Linked DNA regions of Homo sapiens: region 2 is linked to region 1. A link is a loop called in an ENCODE intact Hi-C map of the cell type or tissue named here. Cell type or tissue: GM12878. All regions are shown on one strand.

Region 1 (8,000 bases):
CAGTCCGCTGTGGTGTCTGACGCCTGTAATCCCAGCACTTTGGGAGGCGGACTCAGGAGGATGGTTTGAGACCAGGATTTTTTTTTTTTTTTCGAGACAGAGTCTCACTCTGTTGTCCAGGCTGGAGTGCAATGGCACGATCTCAGCCCACTGCAACCTCAGTCTCCCAAGTAGCTGGGACTACAGGCACGTGCCACCACATCAGGCTAATTTTTGTATTTTTAGTAGAGACTGGGTTTCACCATGTTGACCAGGCTAGTCTTGAACTCCCAACCTCAAGTGATCCACCCACCTCAGCCTCCCAAAGTGCTGGGATTACAGGCGTGAGCCACCACGCCGGGCAGAGACCAAGAGTTCGAGACCAGCCTGGGCAATAGGGTGAGCTCTCTTCCCTATAAAAATAACGTTTTTGGTTTTTTGTTTGTTTTTTGAGACACAGTTCCACCTTTGTTGCCTAGGCTGGAGTGCAATGGCGCAATCTCGCCTCACTGCAACCTCTGCCTCCCGGGTTCAAGTGATTTTCCTGCCTCAGCCTCCCAAGTGGCTGGGATTACAGGTGCCTGCCACCATGCCCAGATAATTTTTTTGTATTTTTGGTAGAGACGGGGCTTCACTATGTTTGCCAAGCTGGTCTCAAATTCCAGACCTCAAGTGATCCACCCACCTCCACCTCCCAAAGTGCTGGGATTACAGGCGTGAGCCACCGAGCCAAACCCAATTTATTATTTTTTTAATTTAGCCGAGTGTGGTGGTACACACCTGTAGTCCCAGCTACTCGGAGGCTGAGGTGGGAGAATCACTTGCGTGAATCACGGGAGGCAGAAGTTGCAGAGAGCCGAGACTGCACCACTGCACTCCAGCCTAGGCAACGACAGAGTGAGACACTGTCTCAAAAAACAGTAGCAACAGCAAAGACCAACTTAAAGAGGCTCCTACTAGCCAAAGATGGGACCATTTGGGCATCAATAAAAAAATAACTGCATACTAAATATGTTTCTATCCATGGGTTTATAACAATGTTAAAAATATTTTTTAAATGCTCACTGGTCCCCGCTGGAAAATTCTAGTGAGCCAATTCATTTTTTTTTTTTATGGGGGAAAGAATCAAGTATTTATCCTTCCTTTTCTTTGCAAATTGCACCGCTGAGTAATCAAATGGGAGATGAGGGAAAGTTTGTGTGCATAGAACTCCTCCATGTAATAAATGAAAAGGAATAACAGAATGAGAATACCATCACTTTGCAACCCCAAATGAATCCGTGGATCCAGGCACTGCACACCCACAGCTGCTGCCATCAGCATTATGCGCATCCTGTGACATAATGTCTGTGACAATCAGACATTATGCGCATCCTGACGGGAGGACGCTACACCTCCTATGAGGCAGTCTTGCCACATCAGTCAAATTGGAACCTCAGCAAACCTCTGTACTCAAGGCCGGGCGCAGTGGCTCACGTCTGTAATCCCAGCACTTTGGGGGGCCAAGGCGGGCGGATTACTTGAGGTCAGGGGTTTGAGACCCGCCTGGCCAACATGGGAAACCTCGTCTCTGCTAAAAATACAAAAACTAGCCAGGCGTGGTGGTGGGCGCCTGTAATCCCAGCTACTTGGGAGGCTGAAGCAGGAGAATTGCTTGAACCTAAAAGGCAGAAGCTGCAGTGAGCCACGATAGCTGCTACTGCCCTCCAGCCTGGGCGACAGAGCGAGGCTCCATCTCAAAAACAAAAAACCACCACATAACCTCTTCAAGCCTCCTCTATGTTGTAGCACGTGTCAGTACTTCATTCCTTTTTATAACTAAATAATATTCCATTATATGGATAGGCCACTTTTGTTATCCACTCATTCACTGGTGAATACATGGATTATTCCACTTTGGGGCTAATATGAAAAATACTTCTATGAACATTTTTCCATTCATTTTTCTATGAACATATGTTTTCAATTCTCTTGGGTATATACTTAGCCCCAAAGTTGTCTGATAGCTTTTCATCGTTCTTAAAATGAAATCTGAGCTCTTTATCCTGACCTGTCCTGTCTTGCATGGTCTGAGCCCTGCCTGCTCCTCCCTCCGCTTCATCATCCACTCCCCTCCGGCTTCCCCAGGGGCTCCAGGCACTTCCTTCTGGTCACTGACCCAGGACCTTTGGCAGGGCTGTTCCTAACACCTGTATTTAGCTGTCTGCCATCATTAGCCTGTAAACTGCACAGAGCAGAAGCCACATCCTGTCTGTTGCGGCAGGGCACAGAGCCTGGCCGGTGATAAGAGGTCAATGAATACTTGATCCGCAGTGTCCTCATCTAAACTTTGGGTTAAATCAGAGAAGAGATTCGTAACCTCAGTCCATCGATACAGGAGTGAGCTTCACAGTCAAGAAACCTACTGAAATGTCTGTGTATTCTTCCAGGGAGAGGGTCTGCAGTTGTCAGCAGATTCTCAAAGGGTCTATGCCAAGCCCATCACCACCAAATCATAAGTATCCCGGGTCCAGGTCAATCATTTTCAAACTTCAGTGTGCATCGGAATAACCTGGGAAAAGGTCGGGGGCGGTGGCTCACACCTATAATCCCAGAACTTTGGGAGGCTGAGGCAGGTGGGTCACTTGAGGTCAGGAGTTCAAGACCAGCCTGGCCAACATGACGTAACCCCATCTCTACTAAAAATACAAAAACTAGCCAGGCGTGGTGGCAGGTGCCTGTAATCCCAGCTACTGGGGAGGCTGAGGCAGGAGAATCGCTTGAACCTGGGAGGCGGAGGTTGCAGTGAGCCGAGATCACACCACTGCACTCCAGCCTGGGAGACAAAGTGAGACTCTGTCTCAAAATAATAAGAACAACACGGGAGAGTCTGTAAATAGTTAGATATTCAGTACCCTTCACCCCCCAGCACGGTCTGACTTGCGCATTTGGGATAGGCTCTGAAATCTTTATCACTAACTGTCTCCTACCTTGGACGTCGGATGCAGGTCCAAGGACCATATTTTAAGAATGTTACCCCAAAGATTTCCTTGACCTACCTAAGAATCAGCATAAGGCATCTTGAAGTGTCTTTGTAGCACTGACATTCTCAGAGGCTTCCACAAAACAAACGGCCCTTTCAGGCATGGAGGGTGCAGTAATGAGAAAGGCTTCTCTGCCCCTGGGGCTGGAGCTCAGCACTGGGTGAGGGGCTCCAAGGGTCATGTGCCCTGTGCTCCAGGAGCCTCTAGATGGCAGTGCCCAGCCAGAAATAGAGCCAGAGCGGGTGGATGCGGGAGGCTGTTGAGTCCTGAGGCTGCACATGGGAGGGTGAGGAAAGCCCAGGGGCCAAAGCCCCCACAACTGGCCCCAACCGGCTCACAGACAGGTGCAGCCAGGCTGGAACCCCGGATGCTCAGACACTTGTCAACTGAGAAGTGAATGGAAGGGAGGGAGGAAGATCATATGAGAGTTTGAATTATTAATGATAGTAGCTAACAATTATTGAAAATTTGCTGCCAGCCACTGTTCTCTGGCCAAATTGAGATCATCCTGTTTATATTTCTCATGATATTACAAGCATTTTTCCATGTCTTGAAATATTTTTCAAGGCCAGGCGAGGTGGCTTATGTCTGTAATCCCAGCACTTTTGGAGGCCGAGGTGCGAGGATTGCTTGAGCCTAGGAGTCCAAGACCAGGCTGGACAACATAGGGAGACCCCCATCTCTACCAAAAAAAAAAAATTTTTTTTTTAATTAGCTGGGCATGGCGGGGCACCTCTGCGGTCCCAGCTACTTAGGAGGCTGAGGCAGGAGGATTGCCTGAGCCCAGAAGATGGAGGCTGAAGTGAGTCCTGATCATTCCACTGCACCCCAGGCTAGGTGACAGGGAGCAATCTTGTCTAAAAAAAAAAAAAAAAAGTCTGGGCTTAGTGGCTCACACCTGTAATCCTAGCACTCTGGGAGGGTGAGGCAGGCAAATTGCCTGAGCCCAGGAGTTCAAGACCAACCTGGGCAACACAGCAAAACCACATCTCTACTAAAAACACAAAAAATTAGCCAGGCATGGTGGTGCCTGCCTGTAACTCCCAGCTACTCAGTAGGCTGAGGTGAGGGTCACGTGAGCCTAGGAGGTTGAGGTTGCACTGAGCCTCAAGATTGGACCATTGCACTCCAACCTGGGTGACAGAATGAGACCCTGGCTCATAAAAAAAAAAAAAATTCAAGAGTATGCTTTAGGCCAGGCACGGTGTCTCACGCCTGTAATTCCAGCACTTTGGGAGGATGAGGCAGGCAGATCACAAGGTCAGGAGTTCGAGACCAGCCTGGCCAATATGGTGAAACCCTGTCTCTACCAAAAATACAAAAAAAAAAAAAAAAAAAAAATTAGCTAGGCATGGTGGTGCACACCTGTAATCCCAGCTACTCAGGAGGCTGAGGCAGAAGAATTGCTTGAACCCGGGAGGTGGAGGTTGCGGTGAGCCAAGATCGCGCCACTGTACTCCAGCCTGGGCAACGGAGGGAGACTCCATCTCAAAAAAAAAAAAAAAGTATGCTTTATAAAGGCTTCATAATTTTCCATCTAATGAAACTAATAAGATGTGATGAACCAGTCGCTATTATTAGGGCTTTAGGTTATTCCTCACTGTCTTCCACTCCAAGTACCACACTTCATATTGTTGCATCAGAATCCTCTTTTGGCCAGGCACAGTGGCTCCCGCCTGTAATCCCAGCACTTTGGGAGGCCAAGGCGGGGGATTCAACTGAGGTCGGAAGTTCAAGACCAATCTGGCCAACATGGAGAAACCCCCCCCTCTACTAAAAATACAAAATTAGCCAGGCATGGTGGCACATGCCTGTAATCCCAGCCACTCAGGAGGCTGAGGCAGGAAAATAACTTGAACCCAGGAGGTGGAGGTTGCAGTGAGCCGAGATCAAGCCATTGCACTCCAGCCTGTGCAACAAGAGGGAGACTCTGTCTCCCAAAAAAAAAAAAAAAAAAAAAAGAATCCTCTTTTAAGGCTGGGCACGGTGGCTCACGCCTGTAATACCAGCACTTTGGGAGGCTGAGGCGGGTGGATCACCTGAGGTCAGGAGTTCAAGACTATCCTGGCCAACATGGTGAAACTCCGTCTCTACTAAAAATACAAAAACTAGCTGGGCGTGGTAGCAGGCGGAGGCTGTGGTGAACCGAGATCACGCCATTGCACTCCAGCCTGGGCAACAAAAGTGAAACTCCGTCTCAAAAAAAAAAAGAAAGAAAAAGAAAATTCTCTTTTACAACTGTTATTACCTCTGAATATATGTTTAGAAACAGGATTATAAAACCCAAAATTAGGACCACTTTTGAAGATCTTAATAGATACAGCCAACTTTTTTTGTTTTGAGACAGTCTCGCTCTGTTGCCCAGGCTACAGTGCAGTGCCGTGATCTCCGCTCCCAGCAACCTCTGCCTCCCAGGTTCAAGCAATTCTCATGCCTCAGCCACCTGAGTAGCTGGGATTACAGGCACACGCCACTGGGCCCAACTAATTTTTTTTTTTTTTTTTTTTTTAAGTAGAGACAGGGTTTCACCATGTTGGCCAGGCTGGTCTCGAACTCCTTGCCTCGAGTGATCTGCCCGACTCGGCCTCCCAAAGTGCTGGGATTAAGGCGTGAGCCACTGTGTCAGGCCCAGCCAACTTATTTTTCAGAATGTTTTAGCACCTCTCAGCAGCAGCATGTGAGCGGGCACGTCATCTCAGACTTCCCAACCCCAAGTAATAGCCACTTATCTTTTCAAAACTGTATTCAAAACACAGTATCACTTTTTTTTGTTTTTCCTTTTCCATTTCCATTTTTGAGACAGTCTTGCTCTGTCACCCAGGCTGGAGTGCAGTGGCTCGATCTCAGTTCACTGCAACCTCCGCCTCCCGGGTTCAAATGATTCTCCTGCCTCAGCCTCCCGAGTACCTGGGATTACAGGCGCCCACCACCACGCCTGGCTAATTTTTGTATTTTTAGTAAACACAGGGTTTCACCAGGTTGGCCAGGCTGGTCTCGAACTCCTGGCCTCAAGTGATTCACCCACTTCAGCCTACTAAAGTGCTGGGATTATTGGCATAAGCCTCCACGCCTGGCAACTTCTAAAAATTTGAATCTCACAAAATAATGTTGAGCCATTTTTTTCATATATCAGTTGGTAATTTTTATTTCTGATTCTGAAAACTCCCTGGTCCTATCTTTTATTTTTCTTTTTTTCTTTTTTCTTTTTTTTTTTGGAGACAGAGTCTCACTCTGTGGCCCAGGCTGGAGTGCAGTGGTGCGATCTTGGCTCACTGCGACTTCTGCCTCCCAGGTTCAAGTGATTCTCCTGCCTCAGCCTCCTGAGTAGCTGGGACTACAGGCACATGCTACCACACCCGGCTAATTTTTTATACTTTTAGTAAAGATGGGGTTTCACCATCTTAGCCAGGATGATCTCGATGTGCTGTCCTTGTGATCCGCCCACCTCAGCCTTCCAAAGTGCTGAGATTACAGGTGTGCACCACCACGCCCGGCCCCCTATTTTTCTTATTTGGCATATAACCTTCTTATCCACATATAGGAACTCTGTGGGTGGGAGGGATTAAATTTGTCCTGTTTGCCAGTTCCATTTTCAATATTTTTTATATTGATGATAAACAAAAGCTTACATTTATGCTCATAATCAATCTTTTATTTTAAAATATATTTTCCATTGCCTTTATGTTTATAAAAAATATTCAGGCTGGGTGCAGTGGCTCACACCTATAATCCCAGCACTTTGGGTGGCAGAGGCGGAGGATCACTGGAGCCCAGGAGTTAGAGACCTTCCTGAGCAACATAGCGAGACTCTGTCTCTACAAAAAAAAAAAAAGAAAAGAAAAAAATTTTTTAATTAGCTGGGTGTGGTGGTGCACACCTTTAGTCCCAACTACTTGGAAAGCTGAGGCTGGAAGATCAATTGGGCCTGGGAGGTTGAGGCTGCAGTGAGCCACAATCACACTACTCCACTTCACCATGGGTGACAAAGTAGACCCTGTCTCTCAAAAAATAAAAATAAAGTTAAGTACTCGCTATACTTCCCACCAGTTTTTTAATGTTTCCATTTTGCATTTAAGTCTTTAATGTCAATATATTCGGGTACCTGAGGTGATGCTCTAACTTAATGTGTTTTTCCCCAAGAAGTCAGTTTTCCCAACACCATTAACTGATTAACTCATCCCTTCCCTGTCATTTTGTGCTATTTCCTGATGAGATATCAACTTCTTATATTAACCAGGGCATTTTCTGGAGTATCTATCCTGTTTCAGTCTTTGTGCTGACACCTAACTTTGAATTATTACAATTTTGTCATGTTTTAATTCTCTTTATTTTTGAGACGGAGTCTCATTCTATTGCCCAGGCTGGAGCACAGTGGCACGATCTTGGCTCAGTGCAACCTCGGCCTCTCAGGTTCAAGCAATTCTCCTGCTTCAGCCTCCTGAGTAGCTGGGATTACAGGCGCCCACCACCATGCCTGGCTAATTTTTTGTATTTTTACTAAAGACGGGGTTTCACCATATTGGCCAGGCTGGTCTCAAACTCCTGACCTTGTGATCCGCCCTACTCGGCCTCCCAAAGTGCTACCATTACAGGTGTGAGCCACTGTGCCTGACCTTAATTCTGTTTTATCTCAAAATTTATTTAGCTATTCTCAGCTGTGAATTCTTTGAGCCAAACATGAATACAGTACTTCCGATCAGTTTCCCAAAATCCCTTTGGATTTGTGTTAGAACTATAATTTGCAAAGAAATAGCACTTAGGTGTGAAGAGGGTATGAAACCTCATCTTTACAAAAAATAAATTAGATGGGTCTGGTAATGCACACCTGTAGTCCCAGCTCGGTAGGCTGAGGTGGGAGGATTGCTTAAGCCTGGGAGTCTGAGGCTGCAGTGAGTTATGATTGTGTTACTGCACTTCAGCCTAGGTAACACAGCGAGACCTTGTCTCAAAAAAAAAGTGGGGGGGCATTTTGCTTAGGGTCACACAACTCAGTAAGTG
Region 2 (8,000 bases), 200 kb after region 1:
CTGACTTTATTGTATCCTATTATGACCTTCACCCCCACTTGATTACCTCCAGGTTCTGGAGACTGTATATATTCCAGGTTCTGGACACTGTATATAAGTGATTCTCCTGCCTCAGCCTCCCAAGTAGCTTGGATTACAGGTGTGCGCCACCATGTCCGGCTAATATTCCAGGGCCCTACCTGAAGCCAGCTTGAGCTTCACCTAGGAGAGGCCTCGCAGAGGGGATTGATCTCACTCCACAGCCTCTGATCTTTCCCACTCCCTGGAAATGTCTAGAAGATGGCGGTCAGGAGCTTCTTAGGGAGTGTGGTAACTCCGTCTTTTTTGGCTGCCACCATCGTCCCTGTTTCTGTGGATGCCTCGGGAGCTTACAGGCTCCCACCTCTCCCTTTCTGATGCAGGGGCCATTGCTGTAACTGCCCCACCTCCCGCCCTGGGTTGCCTGGTCCCAAGGTAACCCCTGCCCTCCCACTCTGATCAACAGCCTTGATGGTGGCGCCCAGCTTCTTGGACATTCCTAGTACACCTTCTGCCTCTCGTTGTGTTCAAGAAGCCGAAGAGTTCTCCTGAGCACTGTGCTGGAGGCTGGTCCTGTGCTGGAGCTCACCAGAGCATTTGGCGGTGTTCTGGTTCTTGGATAACAGTGTTGACATTTGCCATTGGACAAAGCATGGTTAGCTACTTGCAGAGGCCAGATGTGTATATGACCTGGCTGTAGGATGCCTAGACAGGTGACCTGGCTATAGGATGCGTAGATAGGCAGCAGGATGGGAGCCACAGGACAGAGCTGTTTGTGAGAGCATCATTTGGAGTCACAAAAATACAGGAAAAACCTGGATGGAAACAGCCTTTTTTTTTTGGAGACAGAGTCTTGCTGTGTCACCCATGCTGGAGTTCAGTGGCATGATCTCAGCTCACTACAACCTTCGCCTCCCTGGTTCAAGCAATTCTTGTGCCTCAGCCTCCCAAGTAGCTTGGATTACAGGCATGTGCCACCATGCTTGGCTAATTTTTGTATTTTTAGTAGAGTCGGGGTTTCACCGTGTTAGCCAGGATGGTTTCAATCTCCTGACCTCGTGATCTGCCCTCCTTGGCCTCCCAAAGTGCTGTGATTACAGGCGTGAGCCACTGCGCTCGGCCAGAAACAGTCTTCTTTAGGGGAGTGGTTGATAAATCATGACAATGTTTTGGAGTTATTAAACTTACCCACGTAATGTGAATAGTATATGTGTTTTCCTTCATGAGAAAAAGTGCACGAGCAATGTACATGATATGTACATATGAACATTACATTGAGAATGCCTGGAGGTGAAACATTCATGGTTTCCTTCATGTTAGCACTCAGGGAAGGCCAGTTGATTTCTCCTTATCTATGTCTGCATTGTTGCTAGCTAACATTTGCTTGCTTGTGTTTACTTCTTTCAGAACTCAAAAGTAGAAATAAATAGAAACCAGGACCAGTCCAATATTTTCATAGCAGCTTTATTTGTGAATTTCCTCTATCTGGAAAGGACCCAGATGTCAGCAAGTGAATGGTCAAATGGCAGTCCATCCCTGCCATGATATCCTAGAGTACAGGAGAAAGGAACAACTCATTCCACACTGTGTCCATTTATATAGCATTGGTGAAGTGACAAGATCCCAGAGATGCAGAACATATGAGGGTTGCCGGGGATAATGGGGGAGCACGCACGCCGGGGTGGGTGGTCGTAACAGGGCCACTGGAGGGATCCTTGTGGTGTTGGAACTGTTCAGGATCTTAACTGTGGTGGTAGTGGACACACAAATCTACACAGTAAATAAAATTGTAGAGAACTAAATACACGTAAGTACATGTAAATGTGGAGAAATCTTCATTGGGTTGGTGGGTTACATCAGGACCCTGGCTGTTGATACTGCAGGCAGGGTAGTTTTGCAAAGTGGTGCTGTAAGGGGAAACTAGGAAAAGGGTATGGGATCTCTCCCTGTCCCTTGGTATTAATGGTGGATTGGTTCCAGGACCCCTCTCAGGGTGTCAAAATCCACAGATGCTCAAGTCTTCCTCATACAAAACAGTGTAGTATTTGCATATAATCTTCACACATCTTCCTATATAGTTTAAATTATCTCTACGTGGCTTATAATATCTAATACAGTGTAAATGCTATGTAAATAGTTGGTAGACTATTGTTTTGGGAATAATGACACAGAAAAAAATCTGTACATGTTTGGTACAGACTCCCCCGTCCCCCCAATTTTTTTTTTTTTGAGACGGAGTCTTGCTGTGTTACCCAAGCTGGAGTGCAGTGGTGCGATCTCCGCTCACTGCAACTCTGCTTCCCAGGTTCATGCCATTCTCCTGCCTCAGCCTCCGGAGTAGCTGGGACTACAGGTGCCTGCCACCGTGCCCAGCTAAGTTTTTGTATTTTCAGTAGAGACGGCGTTTCACCGTGTTAGCCAGGATGGTCTCGATCTCCTGACCTTGTGATCCACCTGCCTCGGCCTCCTACAGTGCTGGGATTACAGGTGTAAGCCACCGTGCCCGGCCCCCTGAGTGTTTTTGATGTGCGGTTTGTTGAATCCACAGATGTGGAAGACTTGACTGTATTATTTCTTTCTTTCTTTCTTTTTTTTTTTTTGACTGTGTTATTTCTTAAGACTGTGTGTGAATCTACAGTTATCTCAAAGTTTAATCAAGAAAAGTTTAATCAAGTCAGTATAGTATAGTGTAGTAGCAGTCCTACAGGAATCCAGGTTATTTTGGGAATATCCATATTTAAAAGCATATGTAGTCAAAGAACTTCAGCCTTCTCGGAGTGTCGTGCCTGTTTGCTCAGGACTTTTCCATTCTTCCTGCCTAGGGCCTCTTGTGGCAGTGCCTTTGCCAGTCCAGCTGTGACCCTGGTCTGGTGACATAGGGAGGATATTCTGCCCTGCCTTACCCTGGGGCCAGTGACGATTACCTGAGAATTGTACAAGGCCTGGCACATAATAGGGGCTCATTGGAGTTACTGATTCATGAAATACTTAAGCAGATGGTAGTTCCTTCTCACGTGGTCAGTATTTTCTCTCCCCCTCTTGCTCCCACATAGATGCAAGCTCCCCAGACTGGCTACAGGTCTCCTGAGCAATTCTCTTGTCCAGTTGTCTCCTGGCTTCTGTGTGGGAAGTGTTTTGTGTTTCATCTCCCAAACTGCTTTTTTGTCTGCCTTGAATTGCTTGAGAATTTAAGCCATGCTCTATTTAGGTGCATAATGCTGACATTTTTCCCTTTCTGTTTTTTTTGTAGCCTATTTAGAGACAGGGTCTTGCTTTGTTGCCCAGGCTGGAATGGCAGTGGTGCAGCCCTTGCTCACTGCAGCCTTTACGTCCCACCTCAGCCTCCCAAGTGGCTGGGATTACAGGTGTGCACCACCACACCCAACTTATTATTTTTTGAGACAGAGTTTTACTCTGTCACCCAGGCTGGAGTGCAATGGCGTGATCTCAGTTCACTGCAACCTCCGCCTCCTGGGTTCAAGTGATTCTCCTGCCTCAGCCTCCTGAGTAGCTGGGATTACAGGCATGCGCCACCACGTCTGGCTAATTTTTGTATTTTTAGTAGAGATGGGGTTTTGCCATGGCCAGGCTGGTCTCAAACTTCTGGCCTCAGGTGATCCGCCCGCCTCAGCCTCCCAAAGTGTTGGGATTACAGGCGTGAGCCACCCTGCCTGGCCCAGATTGCTTGTCTTATACACGTTGTTTCGTGTTAATCCTTTTTTTTTTAAAAAAAGACAGAGTCTCACTGTGTTGCCCAGGCTAAAGGGATCTTCCTGCCTCAGGGTCCTAAGTGCCTGGGATTACTGATGTGTGGTAAGGTGCCCTGAAATTTTTCACTTACATCAATTATTCCTCCTGCTTGTTAGGCTGAGAGGGCATTGTACTTTGCCTTTTTAAAATTAGCTTTTAATTTTGGAGTAATTCTAGATGTACAGAAAAGTTGCAAAATTATGACAGAGCGCCTGTGTGCCCCCCAGCGACTTTCTCGGGTTGTTAACAATTTATATCACCAGTGTTTGATACAGTGTTTTAAACCAGATTTGTCACAGCCAAGGAACTGGCATTGGTATGTTGTTAACCAAAGTCAGATTCTTTCAGAGTTTCACCAGTTTTTCCATTAATATCCTCTTCTGTTCCTGGACTGCCTTATCTAAATTGAGGTTGCTTGAATGTTTCTGGTCCTAAAGACAAGGCTTCTGTGGGATGCTTTAAAAAATAAAAAAGAATGCTGAGGTAGAGCTCCTAGAGATTCTATGCAGTCACTCTGATGTGGGTGAGAGAACCTCCCCCATCCCCCAGCAGAGGCCACTGCAGAGCCATGCAGAGATGGCTGGGAACCACAGGCTTGGGCTGGAAGGTGAGTCAGGTTTTCAGGTTGAGCTCCTTATGCTGGTGATGGATGGAGATAACCAATACTGACATGTCTCAGCCAAACTTCTGAAGTATATTTGGGGCTATACATCTAGACATTGTATCAGTAAAATTTATATAAAGATCACTGCTTTCTAGTTTACCTCTGTAGCCTCTATTTTAAGTCATATATTTAAATGAGTTCATTGTGGGGAGAGGAGATGAGAGGTCAAGAGAGGACCATGCAGAACCCAGAGGGAGTTCAAGGTGAACTGATGGGGGCGGGGTGAGATGGGCTGTAGGGCGCCATGTGAGCCACCCAGAGACCAGGTGTTGGCCCATGCGTATCTGCCGTAATAACAGCTGTAGTTTTGATCACTAGGTTGTTACTAGTGGAAGGATCTGGGGGGCTGAGTGGAGACACCTGTGGCTCAGAGGCCGAGCTGGGTCTTCATGGACAAGGCACCACCTGGTGGCAGGACATGGACTCTTAGTTTCAACACACCAGGGTTGTATTGTGTTCGCGACCCCCGCCCCCTGCCAGCTTTTTGGGGGAGGATTGATAAATCTTCGTGAAGTGGCAGAAAATATGAAAGCCAGCCAATTGGAATCTTGCTTATTCTGATCTGTTATCTCAGGGGTTAGATTCGCGTGCTGAAGTGGTCTACGTAACTTCCATAGCGATTGGGAGGTGTTCTCTGGTGGGGTAGCAGTTCTGTGTTATGACATCACAAATGGAATTCACGGGGAGGAAAGCTGGGTATAGGCATTAAGTGCCCAGTAGAGCAGGTGGGAATATAGGCCCTGGAACTAGCCAGGGAGCCTACTTGGTGTTTCAAAAACATATTTTCTGCCTTTTCATATACATATTGCGTTAAAAGGCCTAGCAATCACCAATAATGGAGACTGTCTTCTATTTCTGAGTGGGATATGCGTATTATGGGATGGTAATTGCTTTATTTCCTATAGACGTTTTTCATCCAGGGCTTGTCTGTTTGACATTGCACATAGTCACTTGTGTTTGCCAAACATGTCCCCAGTCTTATTTGAGATAATTTTGTGTCAAAAATAGTGCCATAGCCTGGGCATGGTGGCCCACGCCTGTAATCCCAGCACTTTGGGAGGCCGAGGTGCGCAGATCACCTGAGGTCAGGAGTTCGAGACCAGCCTGGCCAACGTGGTGAAACCCCATCTCTACAAAAATACAGACAAATTAGCTGGGCATGATGGCAGGTGCCTGTAATCCCAGCTACTCAGGAGGCTGAGGTGGGAGAATCACTTGAACCCAGGAGGCTCTAACCCAGGAGTTTCCAGTGAGCCGAGGTCACACTATTGCACTCCAGCCTGGGAGACAGAACGAGACTGTCTCAAAAAAAAAAAAAAAAAAATTAGTGCCTTAGCTCAAGTGTTTGGCCAAATCAGTCCCCATGTCTTAAAAACTTCCGAAAAGGTGGCATATAAAACTTGGTATTACATCACTCTTACATGGCAGTAAATGTATGTGCATGCCAATGTTGTACATCTGTCTTGAACAATAAAAGAAGGCAGCCTTATCGTTTAGGCTATTTCTAGAAGTCTAGTACAGATTTCTTGTGTGTGTGGCTATCCTGTGCTTTCATCATTTACTTCTGGACTAGGGATTTACCATGTCTTAATTAAAATTTTAATCCTCTTGCGGAACTAACTCATTTATGAGGAGCTTTTAAAAACGGGATCTCCTGCCCCTGGGAGCTGGGCTGGAATCACCTTGGTGGCTGCTTGGACACCCATAGGGCTGTTGGTGGCCGGGACCCACCCCTTATGTACTCGGTGGCCAACCAGTGGCCCTTTGCCATTTCACAGCCACTGGCCTTGACCACTTTCTCTGCACCTGTCAGGTGGAAAAGGGCAGATTGGCCACACCAACTCAGATGTGTTAATTTGGATGTAAAAGCTGGGGTCTTGCTCAGATTCTGCTGCAACCGCAGACCTCTGCTTGCTTTGCGTTTTCAAGGCCAACTGCAGAGAAGCCCTAACTTCACACTAGAACCATTTCAGAAAATAATAGGCTTTCTTTAGTCATCACACTGCAATTAATCCCACTGCTGAAAAATGGGGGGTAGAGCTTACGCATTTCCCCCACCCCATCCTGTAAGATGTTATGCGCTCTTGAATTGATCTTGGTTTTTATTATTGCTGTAACTTTTGGAGACAATGCAGTCTCTCTCAAGTCACCCAAACAAGCCCTTCTTTGAGCTCTAATCTGAATTCACTTGTGTCTCAGTCTGATTTCACTGCATCTCATGAAACCATAACCTGTACCTCAGAATTACAGAGCAGTTGTAGAGTTCGATTATTTTCCACACTTTAGACTGCTTACACTTACATGTGATCCTGATTTTAGACATGAAGTTTTATGTACAGAAAATGAGCCCTCATTTTTGCATCCATGCATTAAAACCATGTTTTAAAGCTATTGTCGTAGGGTAAGTTTGAACCAAGGAAGTTAAAAGTACTGGGTGTACGTCTAGCAAATTACTTTTAAGATTTATAGGCCAGGCGTGGTGTTTCACGCCTGTAATCTCAGCACTTTTGGGAGGCCAAGACTGGCAGATCACTTGAGGTCATGAGTTTGAGACCAGCCTGGCCAACATGGTGAAACCCTGTCTCTACTAAAAATAAAAAAAATTAGCTGGGCGTGGTGGCACACGGCTGTAATCCTAGCTACTTGGGAGGCTGAGGCAGGAGGATTATTTGAACCCAGGAGATGGAGGCTGCAGTGAGCTGAGATCACACCACTGCACTCCAGCCTGGGAGATAGAGGAAGACTCCATCTCAAAAAAAAAAAAAAAGTTTGTATAGGCCAGGCAGGGTGGCACATGCCTGTAATCCCAGCATTTTGGGAGACTGAGAGGGGTGGATTGCTTGAGTCCAGTTCAAGACCAACCTGGGCAACATTGTAAAATCTTGTCTCTTTGAGGAAAAAAAAATGATAGCGCATACACATAGTGTGAGTGTGTGCATATACAGTGAAGAAACTACATTGCTTCTATGTAACCCTAATCTCTAGTAGGTTCTTCTGTATCCTGCTGTTTCTGTAGACATCTTTTGAATTTTGTAAAGGGAATATGAAATTATATATTTCTATTTCAACACAGGACTCTCCTTTTCTAATAAAGGTAGTATGTGATACATATCGCTTGGTACCTGAATTTTTTTGTTTTTAATAGAGTTGGGAATCTCACTATATTGCCCATGTTGGTCTCGGACTCCTTGACTTATGTGATCGTCCCGTCTTGGCCCCCCACAAGTGCTGGGATTATATAGGCATGAGCCACTGTGCTTGGCTAAATTTTTTTAACATTCTATTGGGAGCTGGGTGCGGTGGCTCATGAGTGATCCCAGCACTTTGAGAGGCCACGGCAGGTGGATCACTTGAGGTCAGGAGTTTGAGACCAGTCTGACCAACATGATGAAACCCTGTCTCTACTAAAAATACAAAATTAGCCAAGCGTGGTGGTACACACCTGTAATCCCAGCCATTTGGGAAATGGAGGCAGGAGAATCGCTGGCACCCCGGAGGCAGAGGTTGCAGTGAGCCGAGATCTCGCCACTGAACTCCAGCCTGGGCAACGAGCGAAACTCCATAAAAA

Evidence for each region. Peaks named below come from ENCODE experiments on the same cell type or tissue, not always from the same donor. Only the 100,000 strongest peaks of a DNase experiment are listed, where the experiment ranks them.
Region 2: it touches region 1 in a loop (11-fold over the local background); 13 of 110 quality-filtered maps call a loop at or near these places.

Annotation. Positions count from the first base shown.
Region 1 is chr16:9,130,178-9,138,177 of GRCh38, reverse strand. No RefSeq gene overlaps it. Among named protein-coding and RNA genes, the nearest start is that of HAPSTR1, 43 kb to the right of the region's middle. RefSeq lists an enhancer at 986-1,486 and a silencer at 4,996-5,045. In GM12878, a CTCF peak has its summit at 3,206 (motif pointing right); no DNase peak of the experiment used is centred here; H3K4me3 peaks cover 559 bases; H3K27ac peaks cover 2,729 bases.
Region 2 is chr16:8,932,958-8,940,957 of GRCh38, reverse strand. The region is part of intron 1 of USP7 (ubiquitin specific peptidase 7); the gene reads left to right. Among named protein-coding and RNA genes, the nearest start is that of USP7-AS1, 26 kb to the left of the region's middle. In GM12878, CTCF peaks have their summits at 4,321 (motif pointing right) and 4,836 (motif pointing left); no DNase peak of the experiment used is centred here; H3K27ac peaks cover 511 bases.